2 separate regions of the Homo sapiens genome follow, and region 2 is linked to region 1. Evidence: read pairs that join two places in POLR2A ChIA-PET (ENCODE). Cell type or tissue: Caco-2. All regions are shown on one strand.

The links. Peaks named below come from ENCODE experiments on the same cell type or tissue, not always from the same donor. Only the 100,000 strongest peaks of a DNase experiment are listed, where the experiment ranks them.
Region 2: POLR2A ChIA-PET joins it to region 1 with 5 read pairs; 3 of 35 experiments call an interaction of 5 or more read pairs at or near these places.

The regions. Positions count from the first base shown.
Region 1 is chr7:127,639,690-127,644,689 of GRCh38, reverse strand. No RefSeq gene overlaps it. Among named protein-coding and RNA genes, the nearest start is that of SND1-DT, 9.6 kb to the left of the region's middle. In Caco-2, no CTCF peak of the experiment used is centred here; a DNase peak (open chromatin) is centred at 2,559.
Region 2 is chr7:127,753,961-127,758,960 of GRCh38, reverse strand. All of the region lies in intron 10 of SND1 (staphylococcal nuclease and tudor domain containing 1), which reads right to left. Among named protein-coding and RNA genes, the nearest start is that of SND1, 100 kb to the right of the region's middle. In Caco-2, no CTCF peak of the experiment used is centred here; no DNase peak of the experiment used is centred here.

The DNA of each region.
Region 1 (5,000 bases):
TCTCAGTGCAGGCATCTCAGCAATTTCCTTGGCTTTTCCTTTGTAGTTGCAAAATAGCTGCTTCAGCTCCAGACACTGGAACAAGAAGGAAAAGGAGGAGGAAGAGGAGAAGGAGGCAACAAAAAGAAGAGGGAAAAGACCAATGCCAGAAACGTCTGCTCATTTTTATCAGGAGAGCAAGTTTTCCCAGAAGTGCCCATCCTAAGGCCTAAGGCCTCTCCTTGCTGCAGGGGAGGCTGGGAAGGCATTTTGATTGACGAGAGAGGGAATCAGAAATGGGTATTAGGGTGGCCTGAACCTTGGGCCTCTTCTTTTCTTCTGGCCAATTCTGCCTTTCTAGAACTCTGGCCTATTCCCAAGCTCCATTCTCTCTCTCTCTTTATTTATTTTTTTTTTTGAGATGGAGTCTCGCTCTGTTTGTCGCCAGGCTGGAGTGCAGTGGCACGATCTTGGCTCGCTGCAACCTCCACCTCCCGGGTTCAAGCAATTCTCCTGCCTCAGCCTCCCGAGTAGCTGGGACTACAGGCACATGCCACCATGCCCAGCTAATTTTTGTATTTTTAGTAGAGACAGGGTTTCACCATGTTGGCTGGGATGGTCTCGATATCTTGACCTCATGATCTGCCCACCTCAGCCTCTCAAAGTGCTGGGATTAGAGGCGTGAGCCAACTGCATCTGGCCTCCATTCTCTCTTTCAAGACAGAATCCTGGCCCCTCATTCTCTCCAGAACCAAAAAGCCAAAAGCAGTAAGCGTGTGTTTCATGATTGCTGTCTCTGGTCCAGGGCTCCCAGTACTAAAGGCCTGCCTCGGGGAACGTGCAGGCCCGGGACCACCGGCTTCCTCCACTTCTCTGCTATCTTGTGCCTGCAGAAAGGCCTCCTGTCCACTGAAGGACATAACCCTGTGTACATTGCCCTCTCTTGCTTACTGTGGCTCCAGCAGCAATAGCCACACTAAAAATCTCACCCCAAATACACCTAGAGCTTTCTGTCCCTGGTTTTTTGCCTACACCCAATTCCCTCCACTTGGAATGCCGTTCTACGGCTCAGTTCAGACACAGCTTTTCCCATAAAGTTATCTGAGAGGCCTCCAATCAGAAGTGACTCTTCCTTCCCCTTTATCCCCAGACATTTTGGATAATGCCTTTCTGGTGGTGTGCACTGCACTCTCCTCGTGTCATAGTTGTTTGTGTAACAGTTGAACTGACCAGTAAACTTTTTGGCAATAAGCTCCTATGAATCTTGTTAACTTGTGTGTTCTCCATAGGCCTGGCACTGCCTTGTAAAGAATAAGCACTCAATAATTGTATTTTGAACTAAATTGAAGTATTCAGTCTGTTTGAATGTCTGAGATGACTTATTTACCTTCTCTTTGCATTCCTTATATCTGTTATATATCCTTTGTGATTTCTGGAAATTGAACCTAAGAGTGTCAGGTATAGTTAGGGTGAAAGTTAGGGATCTTAGTGGGGGTTACTATCATTGGATGGATCCCAACATAGTATAGTTCATGGAATCATAAATATTATTTAACTTCTGCCAACAATAGAATGTGTCTGCACCTCTTCCAGTGCCCACACATGCCTTAACTATAGCCTGCTCCTGTATATTAGATAAGGGAGGCCGGCTGTGGGAACAAAAGAACTAATTATTCAGTGACCTAGATAATACAAAGGTGTATTTCTTTCTCACACAACAGCCCAGGATGGTGACTTTCCTCACATAATCATCCAAAGACTGAGGCTGGTGGCAGCTCTCCCATCTACTAACAGGAGTTCTAATAGCAAAACAGTTCTCATTTAAAGTCAAGAGCAGGCCAGGTGCGGTGGCTCACACCTGTAATCCCAGCACTTTGGGAGGCTGAGGCAGGCAGATCACCTGAGGTCAGCAGTTCGAGACCAGCTTGACCAACATGGAGAAACCCCGTCTCTACTAAAAATACAAAATTAGCTGGGCGTGGTGGAGTATGCCTGTAATCCCAGCTACTCAGGAGGCTGAGGCAGGAGAATCGCTTGAACCCTGGAGGCGGAGGTTGCAGTGAGCCAAGATCGAGCCATTGCTCTCCAGCCTGGGCAACAAGAGCGAAATTCCATCTCAAAATAAATAAATAAATAAATAAATGAAATAAAGTCAAGAGCAAAGGAAGAGGTGTCATGTAATGATGCAGAAACATTTTGAGAAGATAGATGTTGAGATAGTCGCATTAGATGTTCTCAATCTTCTAAATAAAGTGGGAGGACTTGGGAATCAGAAGACAGGATGAATTTCTATAGAATCAGTGACCCCCAGACTGAAGATGAGGCCCTTTCCAGGGAAGGCAGGCCCTGGAATCACCAGGAGTGGATCCAGACCGAAGCCAGACCTCTGGACTGGGTGGGCATCGTCCCCACTAGGACAACTGCTGTCAGCTGTCAGAGCTTAGGGACCAGAGCAATGAAGATGAAGCAAAGAAAGAGGTTAGGATCTGGATGAATGGTAAGGGTCAGGAGTGCAGGGGAAGGCCAGAAGTGAGAGAATGGGCCCCAGGGCCTGTGAATAGAGACAGGATAACTGGAATGCTGAGGGTGGAGCTACCACCACCAAGACAGATTTGTCATTGCTGGGAGTCAGAGGATAGGGACAGGAGCTGAGGCAAGAGGCCAGGGTTCAGGTGGCAGCTGAAGGGGCACAGTCAACTCAGGGTGGATTTCAGGATGGTCCTTGCATTTTTTTCAGGTGCCTTTTTCTGGCTCTCCTCCATATTAATTCTCCCGAAGGATAACTATTTCAGATAGAATAATGATCTCTTTCAGCCACATTCCACACAAATACCACAGATACCAAAAAGTGGAAAATCATCTCTTTCCTCTTTACTCCAAGTCTTTGTTTCATGCATTTGAGAGTGGCATAAATTCCAATATAAAATGATTTTGTGAAACATCAAAGTATATTTGCTATTTATACCATACTCTGTTGTTCAGTGGAGAGCAGTTAATAGAGTTTGCTCTCTTAAGAGTGCTTCAGAGGATAAGATGTTGCTTTATGAGCAATTGAAACAGGCTAAACTACCAATGAGTTATGTAATGTTTACATTTTCTTTCTTTCTTTCTTTCTTTTTTTTTTTTTTTTTTTTTTTTTTTTAGAGACGGAGTCTCACTCTGTCGCCCAGGCTGGAGTGCAGTGACATGATCTCAGCTCACTACAACCTCTGCCTCCTGGGTTCAAGCAATTCTCCTGTCTCAGCCTGCTGAGTAGCTGGGACTACAGGCACTCGCTGCCATGCCTGGCTAATTTTTTTGTATTTTAGTAGAGACGGGGTTTCACCGTGTTGCCCAGGCTGGTCTTGAACTCCTGAGCTCAGGCAATCTGCCCGCCTCGGGCTCCCAAAGTGCTAGGATTACACGTGTGAGCTACCATGCCCGGCCTTTTACTTTTTTTTCTTTCTCTTTTTTTTTTTTTTTGAGATGGAGTCTTGCTCTGTTGCCCAGGCTGGAGTGCAGTGGCACGATCTCGGCTCACTGCAACCTCCACCTCCCCAGTTCAAGAGATTCTCCTGCCTCAACCTCCCAAGCAGCTGGGACTACAGGTGCCCACCACCACGCTTGGCTAATTTTTGTATTTTTAGTAGAGATAGGGTTTCACCACATTGGCCAGGCTGGTCTCGAACTGCTGACCTTGTGATCCTCCTACCTCGGCCTCCCAAAGTTCTGGGATTACAGGCATGAGCCCCCACGCCCAGCCTACTTTTTTTTTTTTTTAGCTCTCAATACAGAGCCTTTGAGCTGTTTCCCTCTGCCTGGAGCTCTGTCCCTAGAACAGGGAACAAAAATGGACAAAATCTCTGCATTCTGGGAGCTCACATTCTAATATCAGAAACTCAGGATGAGATCATTATAATGGTTAAACTTTAAATTTGAATTAGAAGTACTTGTAACCAAGGCAAAAACAAAGAAGACACATTAAGGTTATATAATTCTCACTGTCTGATCCAAGTAAACATATTATTTAATGGGAAGAGACAAACATTTCCCTTGACACTGATTTCTAGAAGACTTTCATTACATGACTCTTTATTTAAAGAACAATGAGTAATACAATGGGCAATGTTTTTTGGTTTTTTCTCAAATTTTAATTTTTATGGGTACATAATAGGTAAATGTATTTATGGGGTATGTGTGATACTTTGATAGAGGCGTACAAGTGTAGTAATCACATCAGGGTAAATGGGGTATCCATCACTTCAAACACTGATCATTTCTTTGTGTTGCAAACATTCCAATTATAATTAGTTGTTTTTAAATGTACAATAAATTCTTGTTTACTGTACTCACCCTGTTGTGCTATCAAATACTAGCTCCTATTCATTCTATCTAACTATGTTTTTGTACCCTTAACCATCCCCACCTCTTCCAATCCCCCATGCCACTACCCTTCCCAGCCTCTGGTAACTATCATTCTGTCTCTGGGAGTTCAATTTTTAGCTCCCGCAATTAAGTGAGAACATGTGAAGTTTGTCTTTCTGTGCCTGGCTATTTTACTTACCATAATGTCCTCCAGCTCCATCCATGTTGTTGCAAATGACAGGATCTCATTCTTTTTTATGGCTGAACAGTACTCCACTGTGTATATGTACCACAGTTTCTTTATCCATTCATCTATCAATGGACACTTAGGTTGCTTCCAAATCTTGGCTATTGTGAATAGTGCTGCAGTAAACATGAGAGTGCATCTATCTCTTTCATAGACTGATTTCCTTTATTTTGGGTATATATCTAGCAGCAAGATTGCTGGATCATATGGTAGCTCTATTTTAATTTTTGTTGTTGTGGTTACTGATACAGGGTCTTGCTCTATCACCCAAGCTGGAGTGCAGTGGAACAACCATGGCTCACTGCAGCCTAGAACCCTTGGGCTCAAGTGATCCTCCTGCCTTAGCCGCCCCAGTAGCTGGGACTACAGGTATGCACCACCACAATCAACTAATTTTTTAACTTAATTTTTATTTTGTAGAGATGAGGTC
Region 2 (5,000 bases), 110 kb before region 1:
CATTTTTGTCTCCCGAGGAGCCAGGACCACAGGCATGCACCACCATGCCCAGCTAATTTTTTAATTTTTTGTAGAGATACGGTTTCCCTATGTTTCTAGGCTGGTCTCAAATTTCTGGGCTTAAGTGATCCTCCTGCCTCAGCCTCCCCAAAGTGCTGAGATCACAGGCATGAGCCACCGTGCCTAGCCTGCTACTTTAAAAATCTGACACAAATGTATCTCCTCCCTTTGAAAATTGCTATGTCAATTTTTCACTAAATCAAAATGGATTACATATTAGTTTAAAATATTAGCAAGGTTCTACTATAAAAATTTAAATATCAAAACCATATGATCAGGTAGTAGTAAATGCTGAAATCAAACCAAGGTTTCAACATAGTTGCCATATACATCAGATATTTTATAATGAAAATATTATAGCAACAAAAAAAACCATTAGTCATATATGCAAAAATCCCCTGATATACTATTAACCTTTTAACTAAACAGAGGCAATTCACAGGATAGGACATGGAATTCCTTGAGGATAGGGGATGTGTCTTTTCTAACTGACTTTCTACAGATACGCTTTGCACACACTAAAATCTCACTAAAGTAAGTAGGGAGAACAGATCCCCAGCTGTGAATGACATAAGGACATAATGTTGCAAGATCAACAATACCATGTCTGGTATTCTATCCACAGGAGACCTCTGTGAGCTTTGATTTCCTTGTTTGTCAAATGTGGATAGTACTAGCAGTACATAATCAACAATACTGTTTTATGACTTAAATGAATACATGTTTAAAAATGCTTAGACTTTGCATAGTAAGTTCACAATAACATGGCAACTATGATCACTTCTATGTAATAACATTAATTTAACTTTCTCCAAAGTAAATTTTGTGTGGGTGCCTTACAAGGAAACCTAGTATTCCTCTGAGAGTCAGGAAGATCTTGCGGCATAGCGATTGCTTACAGTTATATTGATACTTATATTCCAGCATGGCAGGAGCATCAACAGCAGGGAAGCTTTTCAAAAATAAAGAGAAGACAAGAAATGAATGTCTTCTCAAACACAAAGAAATTAAGAACACAGGAAACATTTTCAGAAACATTTAAGAAACACTGTCAGCCATTAAGAGAGTACAAAGGGCAACCACAAATTAGAAGATATTCACAAAACAACTCAACTAAGAAGTCACATTCAGAATATACAAACAGCTCCTAACAATCAATAAGAAAAGGATGAACAACCCAATTCCAAAAACTAAAATCTTTATAAGACCTGAACAAGCATTTCACAAAAGATATCCAAATGCCTGATAACCTTACAAAAAGTTGCTCCACATAAGAAATGTAAATTAAAACCAACTGAGATGCCACTATAAACAGATCTGAATAGCTAAAACTAACAACATAAAAACACCAAGTGTTGGCATGGATGTGGAACAACTTTCCATATAGTAACATTGGAAAAGTGTTTGGGAGTACTAACCACAGCTAAACATTCATCTACTGGATGACCCAACAATATAATTCCTAGATATACACAAACAAACGAATGTGCGCATCCACCAAAAGGCAGACACAAGAATGTTCATTAGCAGCTTTATCATAATAGACCCAGGCTGGAAACAATCTAAATGATCATTAACAAGAGAATAAACTGTAGTTTATTGAAACAATGGAATACTATACAGAAAAGAACCACTAGTGATATAAATAACAGCAAAGATAAATCTCACAGACATTACATTGCATGAAAAAAGCCAGATATTAAAGGCTGCCTACTGTATGATTGCACTGACTGAAGTTTGAGAAGGCATAACTAATTGATGTGGAATAATGGTTATTTCAAGGCATAAAAAACGCCATCTGGAAATGGACATGAGGGAAATTTTTGGGATACTAAAAATTTTCTATGTCTTGATTTGGGTGGTAGATACACTGGTTTATGCATATAGATATATATATTTAATTGTACATATATTTACATTTAAGATTACTGCACAGTATACAAATGACTGGATATTGACCTCAATTTAAAAAGTATTTTAAAAAAGCTTTCAGAAAGTGGCAGATACACAGATTAATACCATTTATATTTAAACAAATAATATTTTTATTAGTATTAGGAAGAGAACCTGAAAATTCTTAAAATATGTACCGTTGTGCAAATATATGCAAATTATTCCTGGTGGCCATCTGGCAATTCTACCTCTTAAGAAATGAAGAAGCTGTACATCTAATTTATTTGGGGACAGGTAAGTGATTTGGGGAAGCTCAGATTCTAAGTCGCCACATATCCTAGCAGAAGATAAGCCTTGGAGGGCAAGATCCCAGAGGAATGGCTAAAGAAGAGGCTGGTGGGAAAAAGGAATTCTAGATATGGAGGAAGATACAAGAAGAAGCAGAGTTAAGGACAGTGGAAGGCCTAAAGGCGCTACATTCTACAACACAGCTTCTGCTTCACAAGAATGAAGATAAAAAGGAAAACATACCCCCACCATATTATTTTCTAATTTGTGATCATTTTAATTACACAAAACACACTTACAGAGCTTGGCTCTAGTCCCCTCTCTGCTCTCCTGCCCCAGTTTATCTTAGATGATAAATTCCTTTCATAAACATAGCTAATCAATCCTAGTCAACAATTCAAGATTCAACTACCTTAAATTATCAAGTTTATAAGAACATGAGATGATTTGAAAAAAATACTACAGATCAAAGGCCGCAAACTGAAAATAGAATCCATCTCCCCACAGGCCCTAGCACTCTCCCAACTGACAACCAAACTCTAGACACATTTAAGACAAAAGCTCCTCTAGCGTAATTGGTTTATAACAACCAAAAGTTTATCTACTGCCCACTGGCATTTATCAGCTCTAATACTTCAAAGGCTGATAGCCTTTTTTAAGCTCCATAAATCCCCAAGCATTCATAAATATTTTTCAATTCAAATCCAAATGAATTTTCTTTTTTGAAAACAAATGGAAACACTAAACATTGTTTAAAAAAATTAATAGACTTCCCATTATCAAACCCAGACTACAAGTATGTGTAGAGTAGCATACTCTTGTATTTGCGTATAATACTCCTACATTCATATAGCACTGCAATCCCATTAGCAGCAGGCTTAAATTAATAAAATTGTTTGTCTTGTCAGCTTGTGTTACACGTTGTACAAACTTGTTAGATAATCAGCAGAGGCATGACAATTCATTATCCTACAGGGAGCCGGTCTGAAACCGGCAGCTTCCGCTTTCAAACGGAGTCACCACATCAAATTAGACCATCATTTGCAGCTGGCTGCTGCATATTCTGAAGGGCACAGACAAAGAAACTCCACATCCATCCTATCATTCACCAGCAGCAAGAGATTTTAAATTTCACTCCCAAATGCCAAAGCACCTATGGCTGCCCAGCATCAGCAGAATTATATTTTGAGAGGTGTCTGAAACAAGACAGATTTGACTTTTTCAAGTCCTCAGTTTGGCTGGCAAGGGTAAAAGATGTGGTCTGATTTTACACCGGGTTTTAGCATCAGCACTTGGCTCCTATCAAACCAGCAAATGTTATTCTTCTCCAGCAAAGAGGGAGAAAGAAGGAAGAAAAATGAACCCTTCTTGAACAGAACTTCCTCGTTTCAGCTTTAATCAGATGCCTCACACTACAATTGAACAGAGGTAGGGGCAGTTAGCTGCCACTCCATTGGCTATGGAAGAACAAGATGTCACTCTCCTCCTGGGCTCCTTGCTAATCAACAGATAAGTAATGATACGGTGAAGAGTTAGCATGAATCTACTCAGGTATTTTGGGCAACAGGAAGTAGATATCAGTTATAATATACACTTCTTGGCATCATTTACCCAAAATACAAATTGGTGGTAGGTGGAAGATCATATGCCAAATGTTTCTGTAGGTTCAGAGATCACCCCTACAACCCGGCCCCCTGAACTAAGTAGAGCCATGCAAATTAGAATCCACAGACCCAAAGTAATTTATTTAGGTCTAAAAGAAATAAGGCTTTTGGAAACATGAAAATGCTAATGAAAATAAGACCTACAACTTGAATACTATACTCTGTTAGGCTTTTAATGCTGATGAAAATCAGACCACTGAAATATTTGCAAGCCAAAAGTTGTTTTTTAAACAACTGGTGCTCCAAAAGAATATGGGTTCCCCAGTTGAGACTGCATAAATCTGGCCAACCATCAAGTCTGTGGTATTATTTCAAAATTTTGTCTGTCCCTCTCTGGGAGAGAATAACAACCTCCCAACCCACTGCTGGTCTTGGCCATGTAGTGTTCAGTACCCTTCCCTGGGGAAGGACCATCAGCACTTCCCTGGCCTGGTGGATTTGGGAGTGGCCAGTGAAATCACAGAGTCAGCTCTTGATTGCCACATCTCTCTTTCCCTCCACTGTGATAAGGGTAAAATGCCATATAACAAATGATCTATCAACCTGGATCCCAAAGTGAAGGAAAAGTGAAGCAGAACCACAGCCTACCTATTATGGACATATGAGTGAGAAATAAACCTCTATTGTTATAAAGCCACTGAGCTTTTGTTACTGCAACATGATTTACCCTTAGTGGACTACATAAAGCCTATAGGAAATTTGGTTCTGGCAAGGATACTGATGCTGTAGTAAAAAGTAACAAAACATCCAATCAGAGAGGCACAATAGGATCTCTCAAAGCATGATGGCCCACTTTAAGAAAGAAAAATTATTTTATTCTATCTGACCTCCTCAATCTGAGCCCTATTTTCACTCAAGAAGATAATCTATACAATTCCAACAGAGAAATCATTTTCTATTCTCCAAATAGAAGATACTGTGACACAAAATGACACACCACATTCAGAGAGTCTAATATCTGTTCTATCTTTCTCTGCTTCCTATTTTGCTATCAGGATGCTAGTTCCAATTCACTTCTAATTGATAATCTACTTTGGGCTAAATGTGAATAAAATACTAATAAATAGGCTCTGAGCGTTCAAGGGGACTTTAGTG